2 separate regions of the Homo sapiens genome follow, and region 2 is linked to region 1. Evidence: chromatin contacts called from ENCODE Hi-C data. All regions are on one chromosome and are shown on one strand. The core of a region is the stretch at or near the end of the contact, and the rest is flanking DNA. Distances in the headings are between cores, read along the strand shown. Region 1 overlaps GABRR2 (gamma-aminobutyric acid type A receptor subunit rho2). Region 2 overlaps BACH2 (BACH transcriptional regulator 2).

Evidence for each region. Hi-C counts contacts between places; a loop is a spot of excess contacts on that map. Pooled maps may share reads with other maps.
Region 2: a map of endothelial cell of umbilical vein shows a loop between it and region 1 (25-fold over the local background). The contact joins two enhancer-like sites. A Hi-C loop is called at or near these places in 1 of 168 maps with a recorded cell type or tissue (endothelial cell of umbilical vein), 5 of 37 single-sample maps with no recorded cell type and 8 of 50 pooled maps.

What each region holds. Positions count from the first base shown.
Region 1 is chr6:89,295,627-89,300,429 of GRCh38, forward strand. GABRR2 (gamma-aminobutyric acid type A receptor subunit rho2) reads right to left here. Exons shown (of 9, transcript NM_002043.5): 2 at 4,133-4,239. Among named protein-coding and RNA genes, the nearest start is that of GABRR2, 17 kb to the right of the region's middle. RefSeq lists enhancers at 1,703-2,902, 2,288-2,597, 3,024-3,093. Within about 2 kb of position 3,310, at least 17 of the 41 ENCODE cell types and tissues checked have a DNase peak (open chromatin) inside an H3K27ac peak, as active enhancers do; they include endothelial cell of umbilical vein, where a contact is called at or near this core.
Region 2 is chr6:90,282,578-90,287,080 of GRCh38, forward strand. The region is part of intron 1 of BACH2 (BACH transcriptional regulator 2); the gene reads right to left. Among named protein-coding and RNA genes, the nearest start is that of BACH2, 12 kb to the right of the region's middle. RefSeq lists an enhancer at 2,969-3,469. Within about 2 kb of position 2,745, at least 33 of the 41 ENCODE cell types and tissues checked have a DNase peak (open chromatin) inside an H3K27ac peak, as active enhancers do; they include endothelial cell of umbilical vein, where a contact is called at or near this core.

The DNA.
Region 1 (4,803 bases), core at 2,060-4,559:
TTTAATTAGATCCCATTTGTCAATTTTGGCTTTTGTTGCCATTGCTTTTGGTGTTTTAGACATGAAGTCCTTGCCCATGCCTATGTCCTGAATGGTATTGCCTAGGTTTTCTTCTAGGGTTTTTATGGTTTTAGGTCTAACATTTAAGTCTTTAATCCATCTTGAATTAATTTTTGTATAAGGTGTAAGGAAGGGATCCAGTTTCAGCTTTCTACATATGGCTAGCCAGTTTTCCCAGCACCATTTATTAAATAGGGAATCGTTTCCCCATTTCTTGTTTTTGTCAGGTTTGTCAAAGATCAGATGGTTGTAGATGTGTGGTATTATTTCTGTGGGTTCTGTTCCATTGGTCTATGTCTCTGTTTTGGTACCAGTACCATGCTGTTTTGGTTACTTTGGGGGCCCAGGCTCTACTTCTAACTAGAAGCCTGTCAGGGGCTGCTTCCAGGGAATGAGACACCTTCTATATCACCTGCACAGAGTCACCTTTGTGCTGTCTGTGCAGCCTCCTTTCTCACAGAGACCTGCCCATGAGGTGCTGAGTGAAATGGGGACACCCAGGAGCACCTGCAGGGAAGGTTTCTTGGCTCTAAGCCATCTTCAAATGCTCCCATAGGGTTCAGGTTATAAAGATCATTGACAGCACAAGCAGTGGGAATCCCCGTCCTGCGATCATCCCATCTTGCCTGGCTGGCCAGAACTCTGGGTGTCTTATTTATGGACTCATGGAGGCAGGGAGCCCTGGTACCTCACTATGTGCTCTCCTCCCCCCGTTTCATCCAAGTGACATCTGGGCATCCAGGAAAGCCCTGCAGGAGATTACAGGTGCCCAGAGGACCAACTGCCATGGGGAGGAGGCTTGGAAGGAAGGAGGAGTGGCCCCCACCTATACTGTGGTGGCTGAGATCTTGACTTCTATGGAAGGTGATGCCTCTTTCCTTAGCAGCTTCCCCAAAGTCAGAGCCCTCCCCAGGGTCAGAAGCTTACCCAGGCAGGGGCAGGGAGCAGTCCTGACCCTCTACGCTCTGGAGGGCCCCACAGAAGGGCCCAGCAGATGCAGTGGTCACACCACAAGGAGTCCACTTTCCTCCTGGAACTGGCTTGAGGAAGGAGCAGCGTGATGGGGACTGTGGCGTGTTGCAGCATTCTGCTCAGAGTCAGGGTTTCTGGGAACATGGCAGGATTTCATCTGCCGTTCCAAGAGCTAGCTCCTGGTGGGAGCATTTTCATAAGGCTTTCGCTTTTGCAGCTGATGTCACAAAAGAAACCTAAGTTCTGCCTCTGGCTGTTCGGTGGCCATCACCTAACTCCTTGGACCCCAGGCTCTTCTTCTACATACTGAAGGTACTGACCAGGTGATGGCCCAGGCTCCTGATAGCATCACTAGCCTTGGGTAAAAAGGTACAACACATTGTTCGGAATAGCACCCACACTCGGTGCACACCCACAAAAGACCACACTGAGGCACGGCCACGTTATGACTTTTGAGGACCCTGGGCACTTTTGCTTCATGGGCCTCTTCCTCTATAAAAAAATATCAAAAAGCATATTTTATGATTGTGTTGGTTTAATGATGAACATATTAATAGTATATATTAAAACAACTTCTGCTTAAAAGTTTGTTTTTCTTATTTTAAGATAAAGCAAAAACATTTTGTTGTGGGCCCCAGGCAGTGTGCCTATGCCGCCTAATGAATATGTCAGCTCTGCGCCAAGACATGCAAGTAGGAGACAAGAAAGGGACCCAGCTAGGAGGGGGGTCCAACCTCAGCTGACCTGGGACATTTACTTCACCTCTCTGTGCCTCAGTTTCCTCATCTGGGGACAATAATAGTATCTACTTTGTAGAACTGATGAGAGGATTAAAATAAGATTACATATATATATGTACCTTGATTAGAATGGTGCCTGGCATAAAAAAAAATCCCTATGAAAGTGGTAGTTGTGGCTGGGCACAGTGGCACACGCCTGTAATCCCAGCACTTTGGGAGGCTGAGGTGGGTGGATCACTTGAGGTCAGGAGTTCAAGACCAGCCTGGCCAACATGGTGAAACCCTGTCTCTACTAAAAATACAAAAGAATTAGGCATGGTGGTGCATGCCTGCAATCCCAGCTATTCAGGAGGCTGAGGGAGGAGAATCGCTTGAACCTGAGAGGCAGAGGTTGCAGTGAGCTGAGATTGCGCCTCTGCACTCCAGCCTAGGTGACAAAGTGAAACTCCGTCTCGAAAAAAAAAGTGGTAGTTGTCATGCATGTTATTGTTGGTTATTGTGTTTCCTAGCCACTGTACGCCTCTATGCTCTTAACTGTTGCTGTGCAAGAAAAGTGGAGCTTCTTGCTTTTGGGGACGCCTTGCTTAGACTTCCTGGAGCAGATGTAGCTATTTTAAAGCTGCTTATTAGTATAACTTTATTTTCGTAAAATTCCTTGGCAGGCTTGCCCATGACGAATCCCCGAGGAAACCCAAGAGCTACCAGAAATATGGTGGCCTCTTCTTGACCTTCCGTGGGCGTCAATCAGGTTGCGGTTGGAAGGGAGATGAGTCACAGGCCTGTAATCTGCCACCTGCTTTTCTCCTTCTGCTTAGCAGGTGTCAGAGCTCAGGGAATTTAGTGGGAGGCTTTGAGGCCTTTTAAAATGCATAGGCTTCTGGGATAAATTAATTTCTTAATCCCTTAACAGTCACACAAGAGGAAGGTCTGGCAGCTGGGTTTTTCAGAGGGGACAGGAACAAATGTCTGTCAGGGGTTTTACATACATTATCTTGTTTAATCTGGACAACAACCCCATATGTGGGGATTACTCTCCCCATTTTATAAACAAACAAATGGAGGCTCAAAGGATTGGTGACCTGCCTGGAGGTCACAGCTACTCCTTTTTACTGCCCCAGAATGATAGGACCTACTAGAGGATCAAGGGCAGAGAAAAAGGAAAAAGGGAAGCCAGCCCGCCTGGGTCTGTCTTGGCCAAGGTTCATCAACTGAAATTCTTGGTGCCTCAGTTTCCCCAAGAGGAGAGGAAAGTTGGCCCAGGGATCTCATACATTCTGCTATTCTTACCCCACTCTCTGCCTAGTCAGAGCAGATGACTGATTCCTTTCCCAGCTGCTATGGCCTGAATGTTTATGTCCCTGACAAATGTGTATGTTGCAATCCTAACCCGCAATGGGATGGTACTAGGAAGTGGGCCTTTGGAAGGTGATGAGATCCTGAGGGTGGAGCCCTCACCAGTGGGATTAGTGCTCTTAGAAAAGAGGCCCTAGAGAGCTGCCTTGCCCCACCCACTATGTGAGGTTACAGTGAGAAGGCACCGTCTATGAACAGAAAGTGGGCCCTCAGCACACATGGAAACTGTTGGCACCTTGATCTTACTTCCGGCCCCTGGAAACATGAGAAATACGTTTCCATTGTCTATAAACTGCCCAATCTATGGTGTTTTGTGTGAAAGCCAGAACTGACTAAGACACTGTCCACCTTCTCCATAGCATTTCTCTAGTTCCTGGGAAGGACACCCACTGGCCATGCCTCCCCTCCCTGACCCCAAGACTAACAGAGCACCTTTGGGGGCAGGTGTGCAAGAAATCTTTGTAATGAGTTAAGCTCTTGTTGCTGCACTGGAAAACAGGTGACTCCATCAAAACAGCAAACTCCCAGGTAGTCATGGCAACAAAGTTGCAATGCCTTGTTCAGAATTCCACTCACACCCAGACACACACACATGCCAAAATAGTGCAGAGGGAGGGCCACACTAGGACTTTTGAGGATCCTGGGCACCTCTGCCTTCATGGGCCTCTTCCTCTATAAAAATGACAGAGGAGCTATTTTGTGTCCTGATTCTCCTTGCCTGCTCTTATATTTGTAGGACAAAAAAGTTGGCAGCTGCAGGGCCTGTCTCCTTTGTGAATGTAAATGGCTTAGTCACTGGTGGGCCCTCTTTAGTCAACGGCCCTCTCCACTACTTCCTGCTCTTTTCTCCTTGGGAAAATTAGGGACTCAGGAAATGGAGTCAGATTTATGTGAGTGGGAAAATTGCACCATCTGAGGAAGCGCTGTGCCAGAGGGAGCCAGAGAGGGCAGCACATCACATCCCTGGGGCCAACCTCCCACCTGGCATCAAGGAAGAACAGTCCTACCTCCGAAGGCGGGTCTCATGCTGAAGTCGTGCTCGTCCACTCTGAGAAGCTGCTGAGGCTTTCCCTTCCGGATCTTGGTCACATCAAGGTTCTTCTTATATAAGTGACTGTGAAGACAAGCAAGAAACTATTTTCCATCGGCTCTTCAATGCATTGAGTGAGATGATTTGGGCTATTACTCCCTGCAAGATCTACCTGTTAGGTACCTTTTCTCCATTCTACTTCTTGGCCCAGGGGAGAAGGAGGGCTGAAGGACCCTCCACACACACGCCAGATCCTCACAGGTAGACTGACCTGAGGACCAGGTTCTTCTGGAGCCTTCTGAAAGTGGATGCCCTCCTGGGCAGGACAACATTCTACCTTGGTAAAGGCTATAATTGGATGAAAATGGTTGGATTGGCTGCTAGCTAGACTAATAAAGAAGAAAAGGGAGAAGATCAAAATAAACACAATTAGAAATGAGAAAGGGGGCTAGGTGCAGTGGCTCACACCTGTAATCCCAGCACTTTGGGAAGCTGAGGTGGGCAGATTGCTTGAGGTCATGAGTTTGAGACCAGCCTAGCCAACATGGTGAAACCCCATTTCTACTAAAAATACAAAAATTAGCTGGGCATGGTGGCACACACCTGTAGTCCCAGCTACTCAGGAGGCTAGGGCACAAGAATCACTTG
Region 2 (4,503 bases), core at 1,495-3,994, 990 kb after region 1:
TGTCTTTGCTTATTGTGAATAGTGCCGCAACGAACATACACGTGTATGTGTCTTAGAATAATTTATATTCCTTTGGGTATATGCACAGTAATGAAACTGCTGGGTTGAATGGTATTTCTATCTTTAGGACTTTGAGCAATCATCACAGTCTTCCACAATGGCTGAACTGATTTACACTCCCACCGAGAGTGTGTAAGTGTTCCTTTTTCTCCATAACCTTGCCAGCATCAATTATTTTTTGTTTTGTTCATGTTTCTTAAAGCACATAGGTAATCATTTTTCTTAGGTGTATACCTAGGGGTAAGATGGCTGTGTTGTAAGTTATTTGCAGGTTGAACTTGGTTAGGTAACAGCAAATTGTTTTCCGATATAATTGTACCAAGTTAGACTCCTGTCAACTAAATACAAAAACTCCCATTCATTCACATCCTTACATGGTATTGTCAGGTTTTAAAATTTCTGCCAATCCAGAGAGTGTGTAATCATATGTTACTATGATTTTAATCTGCATGTGTTTGTTTATTAATGAAGCTGAGCATCTTTTTATATATTTACTAGCCAATTGGGTTTCTTCCTTTGTGAAATGCATGTTTAAGAATATGAATGTACAGTATCATTTTTCTTTTTGGTTATCTGGCTTTTTTATTGATTCACATGTGTGCTGAACCAGTATTATTTATGTGCCACAAACGTCTTTACCACTTTGGGCTTGTTTTCTCATTCTCCATAGTTACCACTCAGTGAACAGAAGTCCTACTCACTTTTTTTTCCAACAATAAGTGAAAGACCCCTCATGCTTTTTTTTTTTTCTTTTTTGAGATGGAGTTTCGCTCTGTTGCCCAGGCTGGAGTGCTGTGGTGCGATCTTGGCTCACTGCAAGCTCTGTTTCCTGGGTTCACACCATTCTCCTGCCTCAGCCTCCCGAGCAGCTGGGACTACAGGTGCCTGCCACCATGCCCGGCTAATTTTTTGTATTTTTACTAGAGACAGGGTTTCATCGTTTTAGCCAGGATGGTCCCGATCTCCTGACCTCGTGATCCACCCGCCTCGACCTCCCAAAGTGCTGGGATTACAGGCGTGAGCCACCACACCCGGCCTCCTCATGCATTTTTAACTTTTGAACTATTTTATAAGAATTTTTTAGGTCTGGCCAGGCACGGCGGCTTACACCTATAATCCCAGCACTTAGGGAGGCTGAGGCAGGCAGATCACTTGAGGTCAGGAGTTCGAGACCAGCCTGGCAAACATGGTGAAACCCCATCTCTACTAAGATTACAAAAATTAGCTGGGCATGGTGGCATGTGCCTGTAGTCCAGCTACTCAGGAGGCTGAGCCAGGAGGATCACTTGAACCTGGGAGGTGGAGGGTGCAGTGGGCCGAGATCGCACCACTGCACTCCAGCTTGGGTGACAGGACAAGACTCCATCTCAAAATAAATAAATAAATAAATAAATAAATAAAGCACTTAGAAAGGAAAAGAATTATGTTAAATATACATGTTGGTCTTACAGTCTAGAAATTCAGTTGCTTTGACTATAAAATACAAAAAGCAAAGGCTCTGGGATAAGACCACTGTGATACGAAGCTAAGATAGTGATCTCTGATAGTCTGGCCAAACTGCAGCAAAACCAACCAAAACTAAACAAAAAACAAAAATGTCCCCATATGTAGACATACGGAAATGGGCTGCAAAAAGATGAACGTACACCTGAATTCCTGGTGACATCTGGGCAGCCCCTCAGCAGGTAGCACAGTTCTTCCTGAGCTAGCTGCTCCACTCTGCTGTTTCCTCTGACTCGCATTTTCTGTTAACCTTCCTCTTGGAATCCTTTGACAATGACTCACAGGGTTATGGGGCTACTTAGCAATACCACAGCCCTCCGCAATAGATGCTGTGTAGGAGGGACGCAGCTCAGTGGATTGTAGTCTGCACCAGTATTTTCCTTTCTGCATTCAGGGAGGATTTGCTTTTCAGCCACATTTCCCTCAAACACAGCCCCGACAGGAGATGCTTAGCGCAGAGATTTCTAAACGATGAAATGATCTGAGTTTGGCTCCTTAATCATAATGAAACTAAAAACAGTAAGATGAGAAAACAACAGGGGGATCATCATTCCTACAAAAAACAACTTTATACTTGGGCAAAATCAAGAGATTAAAAAAAAAAAGCTCAAACTAACATTTTCCAACCTTTCACTAAGAGCAAGGGCTAAAACCACATGTTTTGAAGGTCTTGCACTGTGTTATTATTAGAAGTCACAATTCTATTGATACTGATGAGTCATTCGTATCGGCGGAAACCAAGAACTTCCATCAACATCATGTTACACACAGTCACTGTGGCTTTTCTTTATTACTGGTCAAAGCTGCTTCAGAATGCTTATTGAAACTTAAGAAAAAGAAGGCAAACTCCTCAAGGGTGTGCAAAGCTTTCCCTTCCCCAGCTGATCTTACTTTAATCATCCTTTTTCAAGACAGTTTATGATGATTGGATCAACTTGTATCTACAAAAGGAAGTTTATTTAGAAGCCTCAGAAAAGCAACATTTCACACTTTCCGATGAAAATAAGCAAAACTGAACTCTGAAAACAAACAGTGAAACCATCTCTGAAAATACATGCTAGCTTTAAAATGACCTGAGGTCAAGTTTTTTGTTTTGTTTTTTAACCTCAATAACAGGGAACGGATATAAACAAAAGCTGTCATCACTTAGGGACTTCAGCCACATAAAACAATGTCAGGCTAGTCACTTGCACCCTCGCCCCTGCTTCCCTACTCAGGACACACTGCTTTGCACTGAGGGAGAAGTGGGTCAGGTTTCAGTTACGCCAAGAAAGCCTAACTAAGTTAAAGGTTTATGAAAACTCTTTCTGATCTTAGTAGGAAATAACAGCACATTCCCTTTTCATTTATTATCAGCCCCTTTTGCCTCTCCCCTTAAATATTCCCAGAAAAATAAAGTGAAGCAAAAAAAAAGTTTTCCTGAGGCATATCCAGAAATGCTATGAATCTTTATGCAGTCCCTACAAAGGTAGAAATTTGTCCAATTTTCTCCCCTGCAACCAGAAGGCTGTGTCTGGCTGCTGGCAGGAGAAGAGGACCCAGCTCAGCAGTGACCACAGATCTGAAAATAGCCTCCCAGTAGCTAACCAGCCCAGCAGCCCGGAGCTCTCCAAGGGCGGTGCTGGTACTATGGGCAGTTTACAGTGCGGCCAGCTGAGTGCTACAACAGCTGCATGAGTCAGCAAGCACTGCTGGTAGGAAAGTGCTGACATGCTAAATTACTCTCGTGTACTTGAGATGCACACACCTACCTGGCAAAAACAAAAACAGGGTACATGCAAATTAGCAAACGGGAACCTCTCTACGCTTGCAGTTTCTATTTTCCAAGGTTAGACCAAAAATATAAATAATCTATGCCACTGCTCAAAAAGAAGTAACAACTAATAATAATTAATCATGGTAATAAACAACTCACTCTTAGTGTTGCTATGTGTGGAACAGCTGCACTGAAATCTCACGAGCCAGTTAATTTTAACTGGTTTTAATTTTAACTAGATTTAACTGCTTTTCCTCCCTTCTGAAAAATCAAAATAGTTACCATATCGACCACAAGAACTGGTAACAGACAAGCACAGTTCCTGTTTTTCAGAGGGGACTTACTTTCAAACCCACAATATCAACACGCTTAACATAAGTGGAAATTTAAAATGTACTGTTTAATGTGGGAAATTTAAAACCTGTATGCTAATTGAGATCTCATGTGCCAGGCTTTGTCTGACAATGCCTCTCATTCATCTATGTTCTCTCGTTTTATACGGGACCTAAAAATCTGCAGGAACACTGGTTGTCTGGAACTGAGAATACATTTTCCCACAGAAATAGGGCCAGGCCAATGAGCTAGGATTCCTTGATAGTCCGTGAAAATGTCTTGAACTTAAAATATGAGAGGTTAAATTTATAATCTAAAAAGAAAATGATACTACAATGATAGTTCCAAAACCATTTAAAAGAAAATACTCTTGATTAACTGTGTTTGAGGAAATGTCTAACTACAGGAGGATGAAGGGACACAGTCTTCCAAGTGACACTTTCAGACTTCAACTTTAGGGTCATTCTGGTTCTCTAACATGGTTTCAATTGATAGTTTCATTTAAAATGCATAGAATTCTCTTACTTTGGCATAAAGTATTGTTAGAAAAAAAATCTTTATACTTACCGGTTTTAAGTACTGTTTTGTTCTCCAAAAAAAAAATTGAGACTTGGAAAACAAAAAAGGAGGAGAAACAAGTACAAAGAGGGGGTACTAGAGAGAGGGAAACAAATTAAGTCTGGAACAAAGAAAGACACGGAGGTATAACTAAACTGCAAAAACAAAGGAGAGGTAGGAACTAGAGGGCAGTTCCCCGCTAGACAGTGTGTTCCCAGAGAAAGAGGACTCTTCATCATACCCAGCTCTGGAGGTGACAGTGAAGTCCTGCAAGACAGTTCCACAGACTGGCA